Linked DNA regions of Homo sapiens: all the other regions are linked to region 3. The links are chromatin contacts, found by Hi-C or POLR2A ChIA-PET in ENCODE. All regions are on one chromosome and are shown on one strand. Each heading gives the region's core, a stretch centred on a gene start or an enhancer-like site at or near the end of the contact. The rest is flanking DNA. Distances are from core to core; before and after follow the strand shown. Region 1 has its middle 31 kb from the start of PLEKHG1. Region 2 overlaps PPP1R14C (protein phosphatase 1 regulatory inhibitor subunit 14C). Region 3 has its middle 49 kb from the start of IYD.

What was found. Hi-C counts contacts between places; a loop is a spot of excess contacts on that map. ChIA-PET counts read pairs that join two places held with the same protein, here RNA polymerase II (POLR2A). Pooled maps may share reads with other maps.
Region 1: a map of dorsolateral prefrontal cortex shows a loop between it and region 3 (2.7-fold over the local background). The contact joins two enhancer-like sites. A Hi-C loop is called at or near these places in 3 of 168 maps with a recorded cell type or tissue (Right ventricle myocardium inferior, dorsolateral prefrontal cortex and heart right ventricle) and 1 of 50 pooled maps. POLR2A ChIA-PET finds 5 or more read pairs at or near these places in 2 of 52 experiments (H1 and RWPE1).
Region 2: a loop to region 3 is called in a pooled map, with 5 times the contacts of the local background. The contact joins two enhancer-like sites. A Hi-C loop is called at or near these places in 5 of 50 pooled maps. POLR2A ChIA-PET finds 5 or more read pairs at or near these places in 3 of 52 experiments (Caco-2, H1 and activated T-cell).

The regions. Positions count from the first base shown.
Region 1 is chr6:150,566,136-150,571,070 of GRCh38, forward strand. No RefSeq gene overlaps it. Among named protein-coding and RNA genes, the nearest start is that of PLEKHG1, 31 kb to the right of the region's middle. Within about 2 kb of position 1,461, at least 2 of the 41 ENCODE cell types and tissues checked have a DNase peak (open chromatin) inside an H3K27ac peak, as active enhancers do.
Region 2 is chr6:150,167,168-150,171,782 of GRCh38, forward strand. All of the region lies in intron 1 of PPP1R14C (protein phosphatase 1 regulatory inhibitor subunit 14C), which reads left to right. Among named protein-coding and RNA genes, the nearest start is that of PPP1R14C, 26 kb to the left of the region's middle. RefSeq lists a silencer at 1,203-1,252 and an enhancer at 1,903-3,102. Within about 2 kb of position 1,389, at least 2 of the 41 ENCODE cell types and tissues checked have a DNase peak (open chromatin) inside an H3K27ac peak, as active enhancers do.
Region 3 is chr6:150,415,525-150,420,470 of GRCh38, forward strand. No RefSeq gene overlaps it. Among named protein-coding and RNA genes, the nearest start is that of IYD, 49 kb to the left of the region's middle. RefSeq lists enhancers at 3,308-3,876, 3,569-3,863, 3,877-4,443. Within about 2 kb of position 3,692, at least 28 of the 41 ENCODE cell types and tissues checked have a DNase peak (open chromatin) inside an H3K27ac peak, as active enhancers do.

The sequences.
Region 1 (4,935 bases), core at 211-2,710, 150 kb after region 3:
GACACCTTCATAGACCAGACATGAGCTCAGCAGCCCTAGCCCATCCCACAGTCAGGCTCTCACCCAGGCAAGTATAAACTAATCAGAGCTGGCCGGTATTGAGCACTTATTATGTATGAAGCATTGTTCTAAGCACCTGGTGTGTGTTAGCCCATTTGAGACTCACAACAATATCTGGGGTAGGTTTTCATTTTTTCATTTGATAGGCAGGAAAAATGAGATCTGGAGAGGCCAAGTAAGTCACCCCACTTAGAGTTAGAGAGTGAGCACACCAGGATGCAAATCCAGGTAATTGGCCTCCAAAACCACATTTGCAACCATTACCCTAAGAACAGGCATTGGCTTGGCTTCCAGCATCTCTGTCTTTGAGTTTTCCTGTCCAAGTTCAAAATCTTACTTTTGCAAGCCACCTTCAGCATGGCCTGGGATGCTCTGAATGTTGATTTTTCTTCTGGTTCCAGGTGCTACATGCTGTCTGGAAGCAGAATTCTCCCCTCCCCTCAATCTGTTGGTTGGGATCCAACTTCCTGCAACAGCTCCTTGTCCATGAGTCAACCTTCATGCTCCAAACTTGGAAGCTCAATGGTGTGCCAATGTTTCTGTCTCTCCTACTCAGTCTTGAGAAGTGGTTAATCATTTTTAAATGCTAGGAATAAGTATTAGGAAGTTTAAAAAATGGAGAGCAAATTCCATTTTTATAAATAAGTGGTCTCCTGAAATACTATTTTCATCTTCTTCCAGGCTCTATAGTTCTGGTTTTAACACAAAACTATCTTCATGTATTTTACCCTGTTCTGTTGGATTGCTGTATTTCACCTTTATGTATCTTATCTTGCTCTGCTGGATTGATTCTCATTTGCACAAAAAGACTTGTTCTTTTTACCCCTTGCTTTTCTTAAGAAATTCATCATCTGAAGAAAGAAATGTTTAAAGAATTGATTTTCCTGCCCCAGAAGTTTTGTTTTCCCTTTCTAAAGTGTTATTTCCCTTTTTCTTCTGAAAACATTTTTTCCAGGATTTTTTTAAAAACAAGTTAGAGGTTACAACAACCTTTTCTATGCTATCAAGGGACACTCTTAAGATTCCATTGTAGACATAATCCTTATCAGTTTGAATAGTGTTGACCATGTAGGAGAATTTGCCTGTCCGAGTTCAAAATCTTAGTTCAAAGATGAATATACTATCTTTAGTCACAGATTTGTGCTAACATACTACGAACTAAAATGCTGCAATCCTTTGAAAGTTGTTTTATAGGCACTGCTCTTTCACTTAATGTACTTCTTTCTTCTCACAAGACAGAGCTTAAAGGCTTGTCATGAATAGCATGAAATCTCAACTTCCCACGCCTCAGTGTGGAAGCCCTATCATAAAAACATAGTACATTACCCTTAAAACAAATTTCTCTCTGACTTCAGTGACACTGAAATGGACTGCAAACAATGGTACTGGCAGAGTTCCAGGGTTTCTGAACACTGCTTCTTAACATAAAGTGAGTTCACAAAGGCTGGGGTTGCATTTCTGAGGATAACGGATCCTTTAAATACTGCACACTTTTGTGTCTACACATACAAAGTAATGCAGTGAATTGGGGCAATTATCCTTGTAATTCAAGTGCGCCCTTTCCTCCCCACATACATATTTTGGTTTCAATTATCTGAGCATTTCAAACAAAAGCTATCTTTTTCCCCCTTGGATAATTGCTTCATTTCTCTGCTTTTTCTTGTGTATGTAAATTCAAATTATTCCCAAATCTGTACGTATAGGTCAGAGAAACTTTTGCAAATAAATCCTTTTGGAACCAACACTTCTCTGTTTTCTAATGGAGGGCCATATAGCACCTCACATATCAACAAGCAAAAGGGCAGAGTCCTATCCAGGCAGGGACATCCTGTTCCCCCATCTTGCAGCCTGTGGATCAGGGATGATGGCAGAGGCCTTCCCCCCTTGGGGACTTGACAGAAGCTGTCATCCAGTAGGCAGGCACACAATTCACCTGTGGCTTGTTCATTATCATCAGACGTGTTGACAGGCATGGGGCCTGGAAAGGAGGCACAGCAGTCTTTCCATGCCAGCTGGTGAAAGGATGAGAGGCTCCATCTCACAGCAGGAGTGAGTCATGGTGCCAGCGTCATAGACAGGCATAAGTATTCCAAGTCATGGACAGAAAGTCCCTCAATGCCTGTGGACTCTTTTGCAGGGCCTCCTTGTGTGGGGAGGGACTTGCAGAATGGGATTAGAAATTGTAGACTGGTCTGTAGTGTTGGACTGAAATATGATGTGATTAGCTGGTGACCCGAAGTCCCAGAGGAATCAGGCATCTTAATGAGCTCACATCAGTTTAAGGAAAACAGTCTATGGTTTTGTAGGTAAGCAGTGCAGTCCATATTTTTGTTGTCGTTTGTCCTTCTCACTAAGCCATGAAAGGAATGTGTGGCTTTCTTTCAAAATGTGTATAGCTGGGCATGCCAGCTCACACCTGTGATCCCAGCATTTTTGGGAGGCCATGGCTGGAGAATCACTTGAGACCAGGAGTTTGAGACCAGCCTGGACAACATGGCGAGACCTGTCCCTACACATACACAAACATTAGCCAGGCTTGCTGGGGCACACTTATAGTCCTAGCAACTAGTGAGGCTGAGGTGCGAGGATTGTTTGAGCCCAGGAGTTCAAGGTTACAGTGAGCTATGATCATGCCACTGCACTCCAGCCTGGGTAATAGAGCAAGACCCTGCCTTAAAAACAAACAAACAAAAATGTGTAGACATACATATGCACTTCATCTCAGGAATCCTTCGTTGACTACAACTGAGTAAAAGGAATGTATGTTTAAGATACAATAAAGTCCATTCTCGGAACACTTACTGAATCTCTGAAAATCATGGATTTTTCATGTTGTGAAACATAGGTCAGGGGAGGGCACCCCTAAAAGACCTCACATAACCATAGGGAAAAACTGTATGGTTTTTATTGCACTGTGGTTATAGTTTCAAGGTTTTAGACTGCAAGACTCTAAAATGTGATTACTTCCCTTAGCATTGAGCAGGAGAGCTTGTTGATTCCAAATCAACACAGAGTGAGTGTGCGTGGGTATATTCTGCTCGGAAGTCAATTCCTTCATTCATCAGCTGATAATGAAAACAAAATACTTTGTTTCTGGAAGGGGGGGGATCTATGGAGCCATATATCCAAGAGATGTCAAGAGGCCCCAGTTCATTAAAACTATGAGGAATGAGGTGCCAGAATGAGGCTGGAACCATTTAAGATTAGTGGCTGGGATCAAAGGTCTGTGATGAAGTCTTGGGAATTGTCAGCAGCTGATGTAGGCACAAGGATGAAAGAAAGATTATTTCATGATGCTAAGGTTTTCATTTTCTGGTTATAAATCAGTATTTGTTTATGTCAGTTTACCTTAATGGGAACATTTAGTCACATAAGATATTTTAATATAATTTATTACTGCCCCAAGTCGAAAACACCAAGAGATACAAGACCCTGCAGGGAAGGAATCCCTGCTTAGAGTGCAGATGGCCAGTTCCATGCTCAGGACTGCCAGCTGCTGCTGGACGCCTCTAGTCTTTTCTTCTCTTTCTCTGTTGATACATTTAGGGATCCCAAAAGGCGATCCCTTGCTTAAACTTATATCCCTAGCTACTTGCCTTCTGTCCTGCTCTGTCGTTTTCTTGCTCAAGTCTTCAAGCCTGTGTTTGAAGACCCCACTCTTTCACCCATTTATTCCCTTCTTCAATCCCTGAAATTCCCACCACCACCTCTGGATGGGACCTGCACTTTCAAAAGCTTCTCTGATCTCCTTCTCTCTCCTCTTCTTCCTCCTCTCTCTGTCTCTCACTTCCCCCAACTTTCTCCCCTCTACTCTTTGCCTGCCCTCTCTCCCCAATTCGAATTCAGTGGTTTGATTGACCTCTCATTCTTTCCAGCCCTTGTTTGATCTTGGACTTTTTTTTTTTTAGACGGAGTTTTGCTCGTGCTGCCCAGGCTGGAGTGCAATGGCGTGATCTTGGCTCACCACAACCTCCACCTCCCAGGTTCAAGCAAATCTCCTCTCTCAGCTTCCCGAGTAGCTGGGTTTGCTGTCATGCGCCACTATGTCTGGCTAATTTTGTATTCTTAGTAGAGATGGGGTTTCTCCATGTTGGTCAGGCTGGTCTCAAACTCCTGACCTCAGGTGATCCGCCCACCTCAGCCTCCCAAAGCGCTGGGATTACAGGCGTGAGCCACCGCACCTGGCCCTCACGTCTCTATCTTTAGCTCTCTTTCTTCTCCCCCATCTCCTCTGCAGACCCTTCATTTACTCTATGACGCCATCCAAATCGTCATCTCCAGTGTTACTTTCTTATGTGACTACAGTCAATTCAGCTAAACTCAACACAGATTGGGCGCCAACCCCTGTGCCCAGCTGCTTATGAGATCGCTCTCACTATCTGTCCTGGTGGTGCTGTGGGCTGCAAATGCCCAGTGCTTAGTATCTTCCCTCCTAAATGACCTCCCTTCCCATAGGTCCCCTATCTGTCATCACTCATCCTGCTTCCTGTCTTTGAAGTGAAAAACCCTACCGTTTGATTCTTTCCTATTCCTCAGTTATAATATCCAAGCTGTCAGGTTTCTGACTTCAACAGCCCTCTTTGGTATAGCCTTTCTTTGCCCCGTCCCCAACTGCGATATTCATTTGGTTTCTTTCCTTTTGGCAGAGATTTCCATGTCTCCTGTAACAGTGCTCCTTCTACTGCTTCTTCCTGCACCAGGGCAATCTTTCATCTCCCACACCTATCCCTCCTCCTAGCATTGCAGCAGCCTGTAGCAGCATCTATAAGCTCTCCAGAGAACTCACAAGTCTTCCTGTCCAGGCTGCAGGATACAGCAGAGTCCGAGTGGCCAGGATTTGAAGCCTAATTCTGTGCCACAGTTTACCGAAGGCTT
Region 2 (4,615 bases), core at 139-2,638, 250 kb before region 3:
ACCAGCCTGGCCAACATGGCAAACCCCATCTCTACTAAAAATACAAAAAAATTAGCTGGGCATGGTGGCACACACCTGTAATCCCAGCTACTCAGGAGGCTGAGGCAGGAGAATTGCTTGAACCCAGGAGGCAGAGGTTGAGGTGAGCCGAGATCGCACCACTGCACTCCAGCCTGGGTGACAGAGCAAGACTCCGTCTCGGGGGGGAAAAAAACAAAAAGCAGAAAGAGTAGCTTTGAGACCCTAAAGAGATACGATATTTTGGGGTATGCTGGGGTATGTTCTTGATTTATTACAGAGGTCCTTGGGCTTCCATGTAGAGCTTCTGTGCTCTTACTTTAGCCACATTTCTAACAAGTTTGGTTTTCTGCTTTTTTAGTTCACTAGATTTAGAAGCAACAAACTAGGCTGCTAGGTATACGTTCTGGGAGAACATCTAGAAGTGACAGCTGACAGCCTGACAGTAAGGGAGGAGACAGAGCATCTATAAAAAGCTCGGAAGACCAGAGCTGTCTTATATACTGTATAAGGCAGAGAGCTCTGAGCCTGTTGCAGCCTGGAGCGTGTCCCGAGAGGCAGTGTGGCAGGACGCCTGGCCACAGGAGTGACCTGAGCCATTCAGACCCCAAAGGCAGGCACACGAGGAATCCCTTAGAGAGATTTGAAGAAAAAGAGTTGAATACTAGTTATCTGAAATAATTTACATATATAGAACCCTTGTTTTCCTTGGGATACTAAACACATAAAAGAACTCCCCCTTTCTCTCCATGTCTCCGTTCTCCCCTTCTCTCCTCCCCTCTTTCTCTCCTTCTCTCCTCCCCTCTTCCTCTCCCCCTTGCTTTCCTCCCACCCTTTCTGCGGCCCCTCCCCTCCCGACTCTCCTCTCCCCCACTCCCCTCCCACCTTGCTCTCTCCCTTTCCGTTTTCACTTCCCCTTTTACTTCCCTCCCCCACTCCTTCTCCCTAACACAATACAGCGTCCCTTTTTTTTTTTTTTTTTTTTGTCTTTGAGGTTCACATATATGCAGTGAGTTGCTGGTGAAAGTTTAACAACTGGCTCTCATGGGAGAAAAAAATCCCTTGATTCGGCCGGGCGCGGTGGCTCACGCCTGTAATCCCAGCACTTTGGGAGGCCGAGGCGGGCAGATCACGAGCTCAGGAGATCGAGACCATCCTGGCTAACATGGTGAAACCCCGTCTCTACTAAAAATACAGATTACCTGGGCGTAGTGGCGGGCGCCTGTAGTCCCAGCTACTTGGGAGGCTGAGGCAGGAGAATGGCGTGAACCCGGGAGGCGGAGCTTGCAGTGAGCCGAGATAGCGCCACTACACTCCAGCCTGGGCGAAAGAGCGAGACTCCCGTCTCAACAAAACAAAACAAAACAAAACAAAACAAAAAAACCCTTGATTCACAGCAGCCCAGTTTCCTTAGTGTAAGTCCTCGCCATGGTTGATTTCAGGTGACCATTGTGAAGTCCCTGGGGAGGAGCAGGGACAAGTACTTCCTCCATACAGATGCAGGAGATGGAAGTAACCTTAAGAGCGTAAGAATAGGCAGATAACACCAAATAATCAGAAAGTCATGTTTTGAGTATTTACAACTTTATTATATAATTACTCTTCTTATACAATTATATAATTTAATTTAAAAATTTAGTAACATTTAACTCAATGTATCAAAAATATTATCATTTTAACATATCGATAGAAAATTATTATTATTATTTGAGACAGATTCTCACTCTGTAGCCCAAGCTGGAGTGCAGTGGTGCGATCTTGGCTCACTGCAACATCTGCCTCCCAGGCTCAAGTCATTGTCCTGCCTCAGCCTCCCAAGTAGCTGGGACTATCGGCACGCGCCACCACACCCAGCTAATTTTTTGTACTTTAGTAGAAATGGGGTTTCACCATGTTGCCCAGGGTGGTCTCGAACTCCTGAGCTCAGGCGATCCACCCATCGTGGCCTCCCAAAGTGCTGGGATTACAGGCGTGAGCCACCGTGCCCAGCCTCAATATAAAATTATCAATAAGATATTTTACACTCCTTAAAAATATCTAACCTTCCATTATAGTTAGAGGTGATCCTATGACAAATTTTGACCAGTGAAATGAATTCACTGCATGGAGTTTTTGAATAATAATTTAATGGTAACTGATTCTGTTGTCATGGGAAACTTGTCTTTTTCCTTACTTCCTGAAATGTAAGTAGAAGAGGAAAAAAAATTAAAAATAGAAACAATAAAATAAGAACTTACATATGACGTCTTTGAACTGTTGAACAAATGCCAATATCCAACTATGTTGGACTTCTCTGTATATGGCAGAAAAAAAATCATATTTAGTCTCCAAACTGCTGTTAAAAGGTTGTCGTTGTTGTTAGATGCTGCTAAACCCAATGGTTGAGTAAAAGAGAAGGTGTCAAAAGCAGAGACCTGCATAAGGTGAAGGCACAGGACAAGTGAATTGTGAATGAAGAAAATTCTAGGCTGATGAAATCGAACATGAAAAGGCCGAAGCGGGAAGAAGCTGAAAGTAGAATGAACCAAGGTTTACTAATTACCAATACCATGCAACAAACTCCCCCACATCTTAGTGGCTTAAGAAATGACTATCATTTATTTTGCTTGCAAATCTGATTTGTGCATCATTTGTTGGGGGTGACTCATCTCTGCCTCATGGGGAATTAATTGATGTGGCAAACTTAGGGCCTGAGTATGTATTTTCAACATGACTTACTCTGCAAACTGTTGGGGCCATGGGCCATTGTGTCAGCTCTTCAGCATACAGGCTTTTCCATGTGCTATTTCGGTTTCCTTGCTGTATGGGGACTGGGCTCTGGAGTAAACATCTCAATACGATCAGGAAGAAGTTGTATTGCTTTTAATGACTTTGCCTTGGAGGTCACATAGTATTGCTTCTGTTCTAATCACAGTTCTAACAAGGCTTCAAGGAAAAGGAACATAGATTTTACCTTCTGATGGGAGGAAAGTCAAGTGAGATCACCTTGTGAGGAAGGGAAGTGGAATGGGAAATATTGTTGAAGCCAGTTTTGGAAAATACAATCTGCCACACAAGAAAGAATAAGAAAATATGGGTGATGAGAACTGAATTCAACACATACTCATTACACTTTTGTCATGTGCTAGTTACTTTTTTTTTTTTTTTCTTTTTTTGAGATGGAGTCTCACTCTGTCTCCCAGGCTGGAGTGCAGTGGCGCGATCTTGGCTCACTGCAAGCTCTGCCTCCCAGGTTCACGCCATTCTTCTGCCTCAGGCTCCTGAGTAGCTGGACTACAGGCGACTGCCACCATGCCTGGCTAATTTTTTTGTATTTTTAGTAGAGATGGGGTTTCAATGTGTTAGCCAGGATGGTCTTGATCTCCTGACCTCGTGATCCGCCCGCCTCGGCCTCCCAAAGTGCTGGAATTACAGGCGTGAGCCACTGCGCCCGGCTGCTAGTTACCTTTTAAGCACCCGTGATATCGAAGTAGACCAAAGAGACAAAAATCACTTCCCTTCCTTGTGGGTTTTACATTCTAGGGAAATGAGAGAGAAGAGTGATACGTGATGAGGTTAGAAGAAACAGAGCCTTGTAGGTTACAGTACGACTCTTTTTTTTTTTTTTTTAATGGTAAGGAATTTGAATTTTGTTCCTGAGTATGATAGCTTTTATGCAGGGAAGTGATATGGTCTTATTATTTTTTATGACTATAAAATTAACTTTTATTTAACATTTTTTTACAAAATACATTTAAAAAATTTTAAATCTGTTTTTTAGAGCAGTTTTAGATTCACAGTAAAATTGAGAGGAAGGTACCTTTCCTATGTACTCTCTGCCCAGTCCCCCAACACAGCCTCCCCACCAACTCCCCCGGCGTGACCCTCCATTGGAGCGGTACATTGGTCACAATCGATGAACCTACGTTGACACACCATTATCACCCAAAGTGCATAGTTTACATGAGGGTCCACTCAAGGTGCTGTACATTCCATGGGTTTGGACAAATGTTTAATGACATGTACCCACCATGGTAGTTTACAGAGGAGTTCCACTGACCTGAACATTCTCTCGTTATTGTGTTTGACAGCTGGCTTATAAAATTCCTGAAAATTTAACAGTGGTCTCTAGTGAGCTGGTACAAGCCAGCTCCATTCAGCACACCATTGTACATACCTAATATCTTATAGTTGAGGGATTCTCTGTAATTTTGTTTGAGCATAACAACAATCTAACTCTTTTATAAGGAGAATCCCAGAAGCTCACATTTAAAAGAGACCCGAGAGATCTTCTGTCCTGACCTTTCTGCCTGACACACTGATTCCATCTATAGCATGGTAAAAGGATCTTTCAGGGCCACTGCTGCTCAGATTTCTCACGTCTCCACACAGAATCTGTGATTGACGCACACATTTGAAAGTTAAGTGATTTTCTTCAGGCTGCAAACTGGGACTGGAATTTCGTCTCTTTCTCTTGTTCTTCTCTAATTTTATTCTCATGCAAACAGCCTGATTTCTGATTTCATAATTTAGCACAAGACATATTTTATTTAAGTAGGGATGAATTTAAAGATCACAGAACCATGTCATTAAGTGAAATCAACAAATGTTTATCAGC
Region 3 (4,946 bases), core at 2,442-4,941:
CATAATAAGGAATTGATCAAACATCAATAAAAACATCTTTCTAATTTGTAACTGACATAAAGCTGGCATGGTGAGGTGAATCCAAAAGATTATAACAAGCTGGAATTATAGACTAAAATTTTTAAAATGAGATTTAATATGGAGAAATATAAACTTCAAAAAGCAACTAGCCAAGAGCAGCAGGGTAACAGCAGGTCATTTGAAAAAGTCTTGAGGATTTTAGCAGATTTGGTGGAAGCCCTATTTGAGCTATCTTACATAGTTGCAGAAAATCCTGCAGACTTGCACTGTATTATTAAGAGAAACACAGTACCACAACCGATAAAGGTCTCATGGTATTCCCCACTGGCCACAGCACATTTTGTTCATATTTGAGGATAGCTGCTTAGAAGGATATTGACACATTGTAGTATCTAGAGGAAGGTGTCAGAGATGATATAAGAATGGAAACCATGACTTTATAGAAAAGGTTAATACGTGAAGGTGGCTTCATGGAAAGAAATATTGAGACTGAGGACATGGGAGGTGGCTTCATGGAAAGAAATATTGAGACTGAGGACATGGGAGGTGGCTTGGTATACTTTAAAATTTGTCACTTGGTTTTAAACTTTACAGGAGGTTATAAGATGACAAATTGAAAATGTCAAGAAGGGCATTCTAGAAATTATAAATAAAATGGTAAGAAAAGAGTTTCCTGCCACTGGATAAATCGAATGAAATGATTAACTGTCAGATAAATTGTAGAGAAACTTCTTGCATCAGTGGGATGAATGAAGACAGTTCTGACTCACACCCTCATCCTACAAATGCCCTAGTAGCAAAGTCTGTACCTGAACAGGCTGTGTAATTATTCTCCTCTGTGCTACGTGAGACAGAAGCATGTAGTTGACTTTATTATAATGGGATCTTTTCAATCTCCAAAGGGCATTGATTTGTTTTCTAGTCTGTATTTGCATTAATTTTTGCTCTTTAAAATAAAACCAATGACCACTTTATGTCTACTAAGATGGCTATAATGGTAATATATTTTTTAAACACAGAAAATAACAAGTGTTGGCAAGAATATAGAGAAATTAGAGCCCTCATACATTGCTGGTGGGAATGTAAAATGGTGCAGATGCTGCTGAAAACAACTGGACAGTTTTTCAGAGTTAAAGAATTGTCACATAGAATTCTCAACATGGAATTACCATGTAAACCAGAAATTCCACTCCTAGATATACATACCCAAGAGCATTTGAAAATATTCATGTACAAAAACTGAAAAAAAATTATGTATAAAAAAACTTGTGTAAGAATGTTCATAGTGGGATTATTTATAATAGTAAAAGTAGAAACAACACGTGTCCATCAATTAATGAATGTGTAAAGTTTGGTATACCCATACAACAGAATATCATTCAGCCATAAAAAGAAAGAAAGTACTGTGATGCTACAAGATGGACAAGCTTTGAAAACATGCTGAGTGAAAGAAGTCAGACACCAAAGGCCACATATTGTATGATTCCATTTGTGTAAGATGTCCAGAATAGGCAAATCCATAGAGATAGAAAGTACATTTGTGATTTCCAAGGGCTGGAGCAGGAAGGGAGCATTGGGAGTGATTGCTGTGGATATGGGTTTATTTTAGGAGTAATGAAAATGTTCTAAAATCAGTTTGAGGTGATGGTTACACAGCTTTGCGAATATACTAAAAACCACTCGGCTGCACTCTTTTCAATGGTGAATTTTATGTAATGTAAATTATATCTCAAAATCGTGTCAATGATTTGGAATAAGTAGAATTATGTTTAAAAAATTATGGCACTTTTCCATTTCTCTAACATTTCCAAAGGTTATAGAGGGTTCTGGCCCCGCCTTGCTCCCCTCTTAGCCTAGCTGTTTTACCACTCTGTACATTGACGTTTTTATAGATCTACATGAAGTGTGCAGTTATTCAAAACAACTTGTAACATAAACTATGACTATTCCTTCCCTGGAGATCTGGAGGCTGTTTTCTAATTTTTCTTCCCTGAGTTTCTTGTGGCTCTCGTACTGTGATTGCCATTGAGGTCCCCGCAGTTGAGAATGTGAGTGGCTCAGCAGGGAACTGCACAGAACTGGGGATACTTGCGAGCTGGGAACAACCTTAGGTGGGCACTGGTGGCCTCCAGAACGCAGATGAGAGAGCAGGGGATTCCAGGTAGAGGAAGAGAGATCACAAGCTGGTGTGGCTGGGCTCCAACTTTAAAGCTAAAATGATCAAAGATCCCCAAAATTTCAGAGCAAGAAATATGGGGAAGTCAACGTTATTGTGTGAATAACATCAGCCTTTGGTTGGTTGATGGATGGCTATTGAGTTTGGGGGTTCTTCTGTGATCTTATTAGTTGCTACAGATATTCTCAGTATCTCTTAGCACCTTGTAAACAGAGGAAAGAGAAGCCTGCATCTCCTCTCCTCAGCAGATAAACATCTGGGGACAGTGACAAAGCCCACAGACCCTGATGGTGTCTTTGATATACAGCCACAATACGCATTTTGACACCGAGTAGATGCTTTTAGATGATGAAATCAGTGGTTTGAATTGAGGCATTTGTGTGAAGTTCATGAGCTTTCATGCCATGATTGGCTTAAGTAATTCAGAACTAGCTGCGTGTGGGTGCCGTGGAAATACTCTTTCAATCTCTTTCTTATTGGGCCATTTTTGTGCAAAAGAAATTGCTGTTTTAATGGCAAAACCAGCAATTACTTTTGCACCTACCCAAGAGTTCATGGGATATTCAAAGCAATTTTCCGAACTGTATCCTCCAACTCGAGGCAGTTACTGTGAAACCACTAGATGGCACAGTCATGCTAGATGTAATCAAGACTTCAGCAGAAATGAAAAAGTGAGTCTTGCTAGATTACTTCATCAGATACTTAAGCTGTAGTTTACTTCCCCTCTCCAAAATTTTTCTACGTGTTAGTAATTTATGTCTTCCAGATCGTGTAAATACAGATGTGTTAGACTTAGTCATCTAAATCAATTGTTCAGTGACTACAGCCAAACTATAAAAAATGATTACTTCTCTTTGTTTTCAGTTCAAGTATTTTTACTATTCCTTTGCCACACATTTATTTTTCATACAGTTACATCAGCGCCCTGGGTCCCTTTTCTTTTGTACACATAGTGATAGAGAGGGAAATTACTCATCTCCAACGTCCTGGAAATTGTTTTCCAGCGCATAAATTTCCTAGCCCTCTGAAAGATGTCAATCATTTTCTTTAGCAGGGCATTAGGGAACTCCAGCTTTCCGAAAGATGTTAGGAAAGAAATGTCATGTCCGAAGACACAAAGTAAATGATTACTTTCTTCACCCAGCTTTATTTGTCATTTGTCTTAAAAAAAAAAATAGGAGAAGTGTTTTATTCACAGTCAGAGGCTAGGGCAGCAAGACAAGGCACGTTAGTGAGGCTGTAAATACCACTGTGTCCACGTTCACTTAACACAACGCCATCTCCCAGCGCAGCCCCAGCCCCTCTGCACCCCCCGCCCCACTGCACCCCTTAATGCCAGAAACACTCAGGCCCCCCGAAAGTTTAGTAGGGCTGCATTTAGAACAAGTCCAGAGCCAACAAAGGAAAATAGTGGAAGACACTTAGGAGGGAGAAGAGAGAAATGAAATTTATTTAGCCCGAGGTCCCCACGCCATGAATGTGGCCAGCAGGGGGCTTCTCGTGCGGACGCTCAAAGCCGGAAGAGCCAGCAGGCACGGAAGCCCTCGTGGGAGCCGGGAGTTCCATGGCGAGGCCCCCCGCTGCTGCCCCAAGAAACGCTTGGGTTTGAGATCTCAGGAAACACGGAGAGCCCCCACTGCGATGGTGACGGCCCTGGAGTGGGTGGTGCTAAGGAAAGGGCAGCACACCCTTGAGGGCGGGAAGTGAATGGGGTGAGAGTTGGCACTGCTGGCCATGTTTTCCTCCATTTCCTTATGGGACTCAGTTTCCTCAAAGGAAGAACCAAAATGAATAAAGTCTGATATGGTTTGGCTGTGTCCCCACCCAAATCTCACCTTGAATTGTAGCTCCCATAATTCCCACATGCAGTGGGAGGGACCCCCTAGGAGGTAATTGAATTGGGAGGGTGGGCCTTTTCCGTGCTATTCTTGTGATAGTGAGTAAGTCTTATGAGATCTGATGGTTTTATGAAGGGCAGTTCCCCTCCACACGCTCTCTTGCCTGCCTCCATGTAAGATGTGTCTTGGTTCCTCTTCGTCCTCTGCCATGATTGTGAGGCCTCCCCAGCCACATGGAACTGTGAGTCAATTAAACTTCTTTCCTTTATAAATTACGCAGCCTTGGGTATGTCTTTATTAGCAGCCTGAGAACAGACTAATACAGAATCTAGTTTTTTATACAAAGAGATTGAGAAACAGCCCTTGATTGTGCTGACAAGATTTTAGGAGCTGTTTATAAGCGCCCTACTGAGGACTCTGGAGATGATCCTTCATTCTAGAATTATAAGGTTAAAGTTGTTTGTTTGTTTTTTCTACTTGCCTAGTCCTTGGTGTATATAAAGAATCTTGTGGTACTTTGGTATTTATTAAGAGATAGAGAGTCTTTAATTTTTGAATACATTGGATCAATTTTTATATAGTATTGCATTTTTTATAACCCTTATTTACTTTTTATTTTTAAACCCCACCGTCTTCTCTATTCTCTTGACCCAGATGTCATGTAATAAGTTATGACATTATACATTTTCACCTTAGAGCTATGTTCTGGGGCTTGGCGCTCCTATTATTTAAAAAATGGTATCTTCTATGAGAAAACATGAATATTAAAGTAGACATGAATTTAGTTTTGTATAATTAAATTGAATCCCAGGATGGCAAAGATTTAAATATGATTTATACTTGGCATTAGTAGCAGCAAGTAATACTTGCTGCAGTAACAAAAAACCATTTCAGTGGCTTTGTACAATGAA